2 separate regions of the Homo sapiens genome follow, and region 2 is linked to region 1. Evidence: read pairs that join two places in POLR2A ChIA-PET (ENCODE). Cell type or tissue: GM12878. All regions are shown on one strand. Each heading gives the region's core, and the rest is flanking DNA. Links, peaks and the distances in the headings are about the cores only.

Evidence for each region. ChIA-PET counts read pairs that join two places held together with the same protein. Peaks named below come from ENCODE experiments on the same cell type or tissue, not always from the same donor. Only the 100,000 strongest peaks of a DNase experiment are listed, where the experiment ranks them.
Region 2: POLR2A ChIA-PET joins it to region 1 with 5 read pairs; 5 of 35 experiments call an interaction of 5 or more read pairs at or near these places.

Annotation. Positions count from the first base shown.
Region 1 is chr12:4,152,029-4,154,936 of GRCh38, reverse strand. No RefSeq gene overlaps it. Among named protein-coding and RNA genes, the nearest start is that of CCND2, 120 kb to the left of the region's middle. RefSeq lists an enhancer at 1,025-1,394 and a cis regulatory region at 922-1,515. In GM12878, for the core only: a CTCF peak has its summit at 1,293; a DNase peak (open chromatin) is centred at 1,366; H3K4me3 peaks cover 465 bases; H3K27ac peaks cover 2,500 bases.
Region 2 is chr12:4,244,976-4,247,883 of GRCh38, reverse strand. No RefSeq gene overlaps it. Among named protein-coding and RNA genes, the nearest start is that of CCND2, 27 kb to the left of the region's middle. In GM12878, for the core only: no CTCF peak of the experiment used is centred there; a DNase peak (open chromatin) is centred at 1,594; H3K27ac peaks cover 1,308 bases.

The sequences.
Region 1 (2,908 bases), core at 156-2,655:
TGTGGATGCACCATTGTTGGTTGCTCCATTCACCTGCTGAAGGATATCTTGGTTATTTCCAAGGTTTGGCAATTAAGAATAAAGCTGCTGGCTGGGCACGGTGGCCCTCACCTGTAATCCCAGCACTCTGGGAGGCCGAGGCAGGTGCATCACCTGAGGTCAAGAGTTCAAGACCAGCCTGGCCAACATGGCGAAACCCCTGCTAAAAATGCAAAAACTAGCCGGGCATGGTGGTGGGCACCTGTAATCCCAGCTACTCGGGCAGCTGAGGCAGGAGAATCGCTTGAACCCAGGAAGCAGAGGTTGTAGTGAGCCAAGGTCGTGCCGTTGCTCTCCAGCCTGGGCGATAGAGCAAGACTCCATCTCAAAACAAAACAAAAGAAAACAAAACAACAAGCTGCTATAAATATCTGTGTGCAGGTTTTTGTGTGGACATAAATACCAAGGAGTTCAATCAGTTGTTGGCTTGTGTGGTAAAAGTGCATTTAGTTTTGTGAAAAACTGCCAAACTTGTCTTCCAAAGTGACTGTACCATTTTGCATCCCTGCTAGCAATGAATGAAAGTTCCTGTTGCTTCACATTCTGTCCAGCATTTGGTGTTTTCTATGTTCTGGAGCTGGCCATTCTAATAGCGTGTAATGGTGTCTTATCATTGTATTAATTTGCATTTCCCTGATGACATATGATGTTGAACATCTTTTCATGTGCTTATTTGCCATCTGTGTATCTTCTTTGGTGAGATATATTCAGTCTTTTTTTTTTTTTTTTTAGAGGCGGTGTCTTGCTATGTTGCCCAGGCTGGTCTCAAACTCCTGGGCTCAAGCAACCCTCCCGCCTCAGCCTCCCAAAGCGCTGGGACTACAGGTGAATCACCACACCCAGCCTATGCAAAGTCTTTGGTCTTTTTTAAAAATCAGATCGATTGTTTATCTCATTTAATTTTCACAACAGCCTTCTGAAGTTGCCCTGAGATGGAATATTATCCCAATTTTATAGGTAGCAGGGGGACCGGCGGGGCGCAGAGTTAAATGGCTTGCCCAAGCTCATAAGTAGACACACCTAGATGGCTGGCCTGCTGCTTCCTGGTTCTGTTCTCCTTTGGCTCATTCACCAGGTGGCCTATCCCCAGCCCCCACCCAGTTTTGTTGAAAGCAGCTGAGGACAAGATAGCAAAGTTCTGATAATCCCAGGCAGGCTTCCTGGAATCAGTGTGGGGGAGCTGGGGAACACCCCAGAATAGTGCCAAGACCTTGCTGAGGACTCCACCCACAGGAAATCCCCTGGTCTGTGGCGCCTCTGATGACAGATTTGACCAACTGCCCTGAAGTGTGTGATACAAGGCCTGCTCAGGACTGTTTCCTGGGTGCTTCTTGGGGCCAGGCCATGGGCTGGACGTGAGACAGTGGGTGGAAGTGGGGTGGAAATTCTACTAATTGCTATGGCTTTTGCTTCTGGGGAATTCCACTCTCACCCCATAGCCCTCTGCAGCCATCACAGTAAGCCTGCTTTCTTTAAAAGTAGGAAGTCACTGACACCTGTCACCCTCTATGTCTTAATTTTCCCCATTTCTTTCCCCATCGAACTCAGGAACCATAATCAAGAATTATCATGAAAGACCCTGTTAGTTCCAGTTTCCAGATGAGTAGAAAGTATCGCAATTTTTTGTTATGTTTTAATTAATTGTTAAGTATCTAAACAACGTAAAACTGATTCTCCCTGTAAAACTTGGACCTTACACATAAAGTCCCATAGGACCAGGCCGGGCGCAGTGGCTCACACCTGTAATCCCAGCACTTTAGGAGGCTGAGGCGGGTGCATCACCTGAGGTGAGGAGTCCAAGACCAGCCTGGCCAACATGGTGAAACCCTGTCTCTACTAAAAGTACAAAAATTAGCCGGGCATGATGGCAGGCACCTCTAATCCCAGCTACTCGGGAGGCTGAGGCAGGAGAATCACTTGAACCCGGTAGGTGGAGGTTGCAGTGAGCTCAGATCGCGCCACTGCACTCCGGTCTGGGTGACAGAGGAATACCCTGTCTAAAAACAAACAAACAAAAAAAACCTCCTGCAGGATCAGACAGCACCTACTCTATCTCCTGGTAACCAGGCCTGCCTGTAAAACAGGACCAGTGGAGGTCTCTTGCTTTCCCATCTTCTCTTCCCGCTGCCCCTTCCCTGGACCTAAGGGTGCGCACAAAGGCAACAATTGTCAGGAAAATGGATCCAGAAATGTAGCAGGCTCGGGAGTCTCTCGCAAGAGAATTCTGGCGTCCCAGTTTCCAGGGACTGTGATCTGGAAAGGGAAGTGCCACTAAATGCAGAACTTTTTGTCCCAAGGGAAGGATCCAGAGGGGACCAGAGTAGGACATCATTGACCTGGATTTAAGGGCAATGTTGCTGGGATCCTTCTCCCCTCTCTCACTAAACTCGAAGCTGTTACCAGGTTTCCCTTTAATTTACTGACATATGGAATACAGTGTCTTTATGCATAGAGAATGAAAAGCATTGTTACAAAGGTTATTTCCCTTCACTGCATGAATAAGATCATACTGTATGTATTGTGCTTCAGCTTGCTTTTGTTCACTTAACTCTGCAGTGGGGATTTTTCCACGTAGCTCTATGTTTTTGTTTTCAACTATGGCTTAGTATCCTGTGGGTGTGATTACACTCTAGTTCAGTTAAAGATAAGCACTATTGGTTTAGTACAGGTTAGGTGCTGTAACATAATACATACATTCCTGAAAAACTTTGTATTCTGTAAAACTGCACACTAAAAATAACAGGCTAAAAATAATAGGATTGGGCAGGCCTGAGAAATCTATGCAACTCGGTAATAGAGCACTAATAAAAACAGTAATTGGTGCCTTCAGAGAAAACCTAGACAGCCCAGGCAACAATTCTACTTTGGA
Region 2 (2,908 bases), core at 194-2,693, 93 kb before region 1:
TCTCTTTCTCTCTCTTTGCAATTGATTTATTAGAATCAAGATTATCGGGTAGAATTATGAGCTGATCATTCAAAGTCCTTGCATTAGAATTTTGCTGAATGAGGGACAATAAATTGCATAATAAGGAGATTTTATAATAACCATAGATCACATTCATACATGCCTTTATACTTCCTAAGTCTCTTTAACCATAACTTTTTTTTTTTTTTTTTTTTGAGATGGAGTCTCACTCTGTCGCCCAGGCTAGAGTGCGGTGGCACAATCTCAGCTCACTGCAACCTCCGTCTCCTGAGTTCAAGCAGTTTTCCTGACTTGGCCTCCCCAGTCGCTGGGATTATAGGTGCCTGCCACCACACCAACTATTTTTTTTTTTTTTTTTTGTATTTTTAGTAGAGACAGGGTTTCACCATGTTGGCCAGGCTGGTCTCGAACTCATGACCTCAAGTGATCCGCCTGCCTCAGCCTCCCAAAGTGCTTGGATTACAGGTGTGAGCCACTGCACTCGGCCAACCATAACTTTCATGTCAGATAAGGAGACAGGTATCATTTGCCTCCAACAGAGGAAAGTGAGGCCCGGAGGTGGCATGGAATCTAATTAGTGGTCGAGCTCAGATCTCCCACGCTTCCTGACTTGGCTCTTTTCACTGCAACAAAATCATTATAACTCCCATCTCATTAAAATTATAGCTTCAATTTTGTGCAGCTCACTAGGATCAAGCCTCTTCTAGATACTTCCTACGTAGAAGCTCATGGAACCGTCACGACAACCCTGTAGAGGAGATGCTCGGATTCTCATTGCACTGACGGGGAATCTCAGGCACAGAGGCGCAGAAACATTTTTCAAGGTCACCCAGCACCAGCATTTAAGCCCAGGTCTTTCTGATTCTAGAGCTCCTGCTTGCAATAACTATCACATGCTAACATCACGTAACAAGGTGACTGTAATTCACAGTAGTGAAAATTTTCTTCTATCAACTTTATCCTTATTCCCTTTTAGAATTTGGCTTAAAATGTGAAACCACATTTTTTAAAATGCTACTATTCAGACATTTCATAAATGTGGATGTGATTTTCCTTTGTTGGAATTCGTGAAAATCAACATGAGCCTCGACTGAAAAATGCAGAGCTGAAAATGAATCCAAGACCCCGGAACTGTCCATCCTGGCCTCACTCAGCCGGTGGCTAGTGCCACACGGTCCCTGCCTTGGTCTGACCCTGCTCGCTCTGTCTTGTGCTTTCAGGAGCAGTCAAAGCCCTTTTTAGAAAATATTTCTTGATCTTCTGTGGCATTGGATGGACAGAGTTTTCCGCTAGGCCTTTTTTTTTTTTTCCCAGCCACACTGGCCCTTAAGAAGATGTTACTCAAGGTTCCACACCTACTTCAAACATTTTTAGGGGCCCTGGCTGGGGCCTTGTGCAGAACTGCCAGGAACCCTACAGAGAGGAGGAGCCCAGCTCTGGGGGCCTCGCCTTGGTCCCAGTGTTTACCGAGCCCTTGCAGAGGCCCTGCTGTCAGTGTGCTCATTCTCTTTCTCACACTTCCCCAAACAGCATATTCTTGTTAGGCAGCTGTTGCTTGCAAGGCCTTCTTTCAGCCACGGTCGCTTTTCCCATGTTTATAGCCCTGGTGTTTTCCCCCCTTCCTTTTTTTTTTTGAAGGGCTTTTCCCCTAAGTCTTTCTGTCGCTGAACAGCTGTGCTCTGATATTAGATAGAATGTTTTCTGTCCTCACCACAAGCTTATGAACAAAAGGGTTTTAAGAACCCTGATAAATGAACAAGGTCTCTGGGAAGATGAAATGTTACCAACATTTCAAACAATCAAAATCCTTGTGCATCTCGAAGGGTTTGCCCTTTCAAAGCAGTGCCGGGTGGGTATTTTGTCTTGGAGCCTTGGAGACTATAATTTTTTTTTCAGTCTCCCTATCGACCTGACATGGGAAAGTTGGTCAGAAGATGGCCCTTTACTGCCATCAAAGCCCTGAGCCTGCTTTCCTATTGGCTGTTTGTCCTGCTTTGAGGCCCCTCTGGAGAGTTTCGGGGGGTTCTCTCAGCAAAGAGAGGCCGAGGCTGGGCATTTTGGTCTCTGTTATCTTCCAGTTTATGTTGGGGTTCTATCCTCATCTGAAACAAACTTGTGGCCACTCTTGATTAAGCGCTACCTGTGTGCAGGTGCTCTGCCAAGCACCTGCCATTATCCTGTTCCAGCTGCAGAGCAGCCTGTGATGTCTGCGTTGAGACCTCTAACTTTCACATGAGGAAACTGAGAGTCAGAGAAAATAAGCAGCTTGCCCAAGGTTGCTTAGCAAGGTTGTTTGCCACGTGGCTCCAACTTTCCAGCAAGTAGTAGGGCCAATATTCAAACCCAGATATTTTGGACTCTGAAGCCTCTGCTTTCTTCAGTAAAAATGGGATCCCTGAGTGGCCAGGGGTGGCCAGAGAGGGGGGCGCCTAGACTACTCTGCCTTCCTACTTCCATGTAGGACCTCCTTCTAAACCAAGGGGCTCTCCTTTATTTAAACTCTTCACCACCCATCTTTGCCCCCCCATCGTACCCCCTGGGATGTGCGCTGTCTTCCTTGACTTATTTTAAGGTTGTCGAAACCCTAGGTTATCTTCTCTGCTTCACTGACAGCCCAATCTGGGGTCCAAACCCAGACGTTTGCTCTCCAGCCCAAGCCCCTTCCTGGTACTGCCTCACATGGGAACAGAAAGGTCAAGGCTTAAAGTAAAATGACAGATGGAAAGAAAAGCCTCCACCAGCCCGTGGAGCTCCGTGAAATCCTTCATTATGGGATTTCCCTTGTCAGGGCTACAAGGAGAAGCCTGAAGGCTCATGGCAAAAATCAACAACACATAAAGGCACTGTACAGGCAGGCATTGCTCAGCACAGTGGAAACATCTGACGA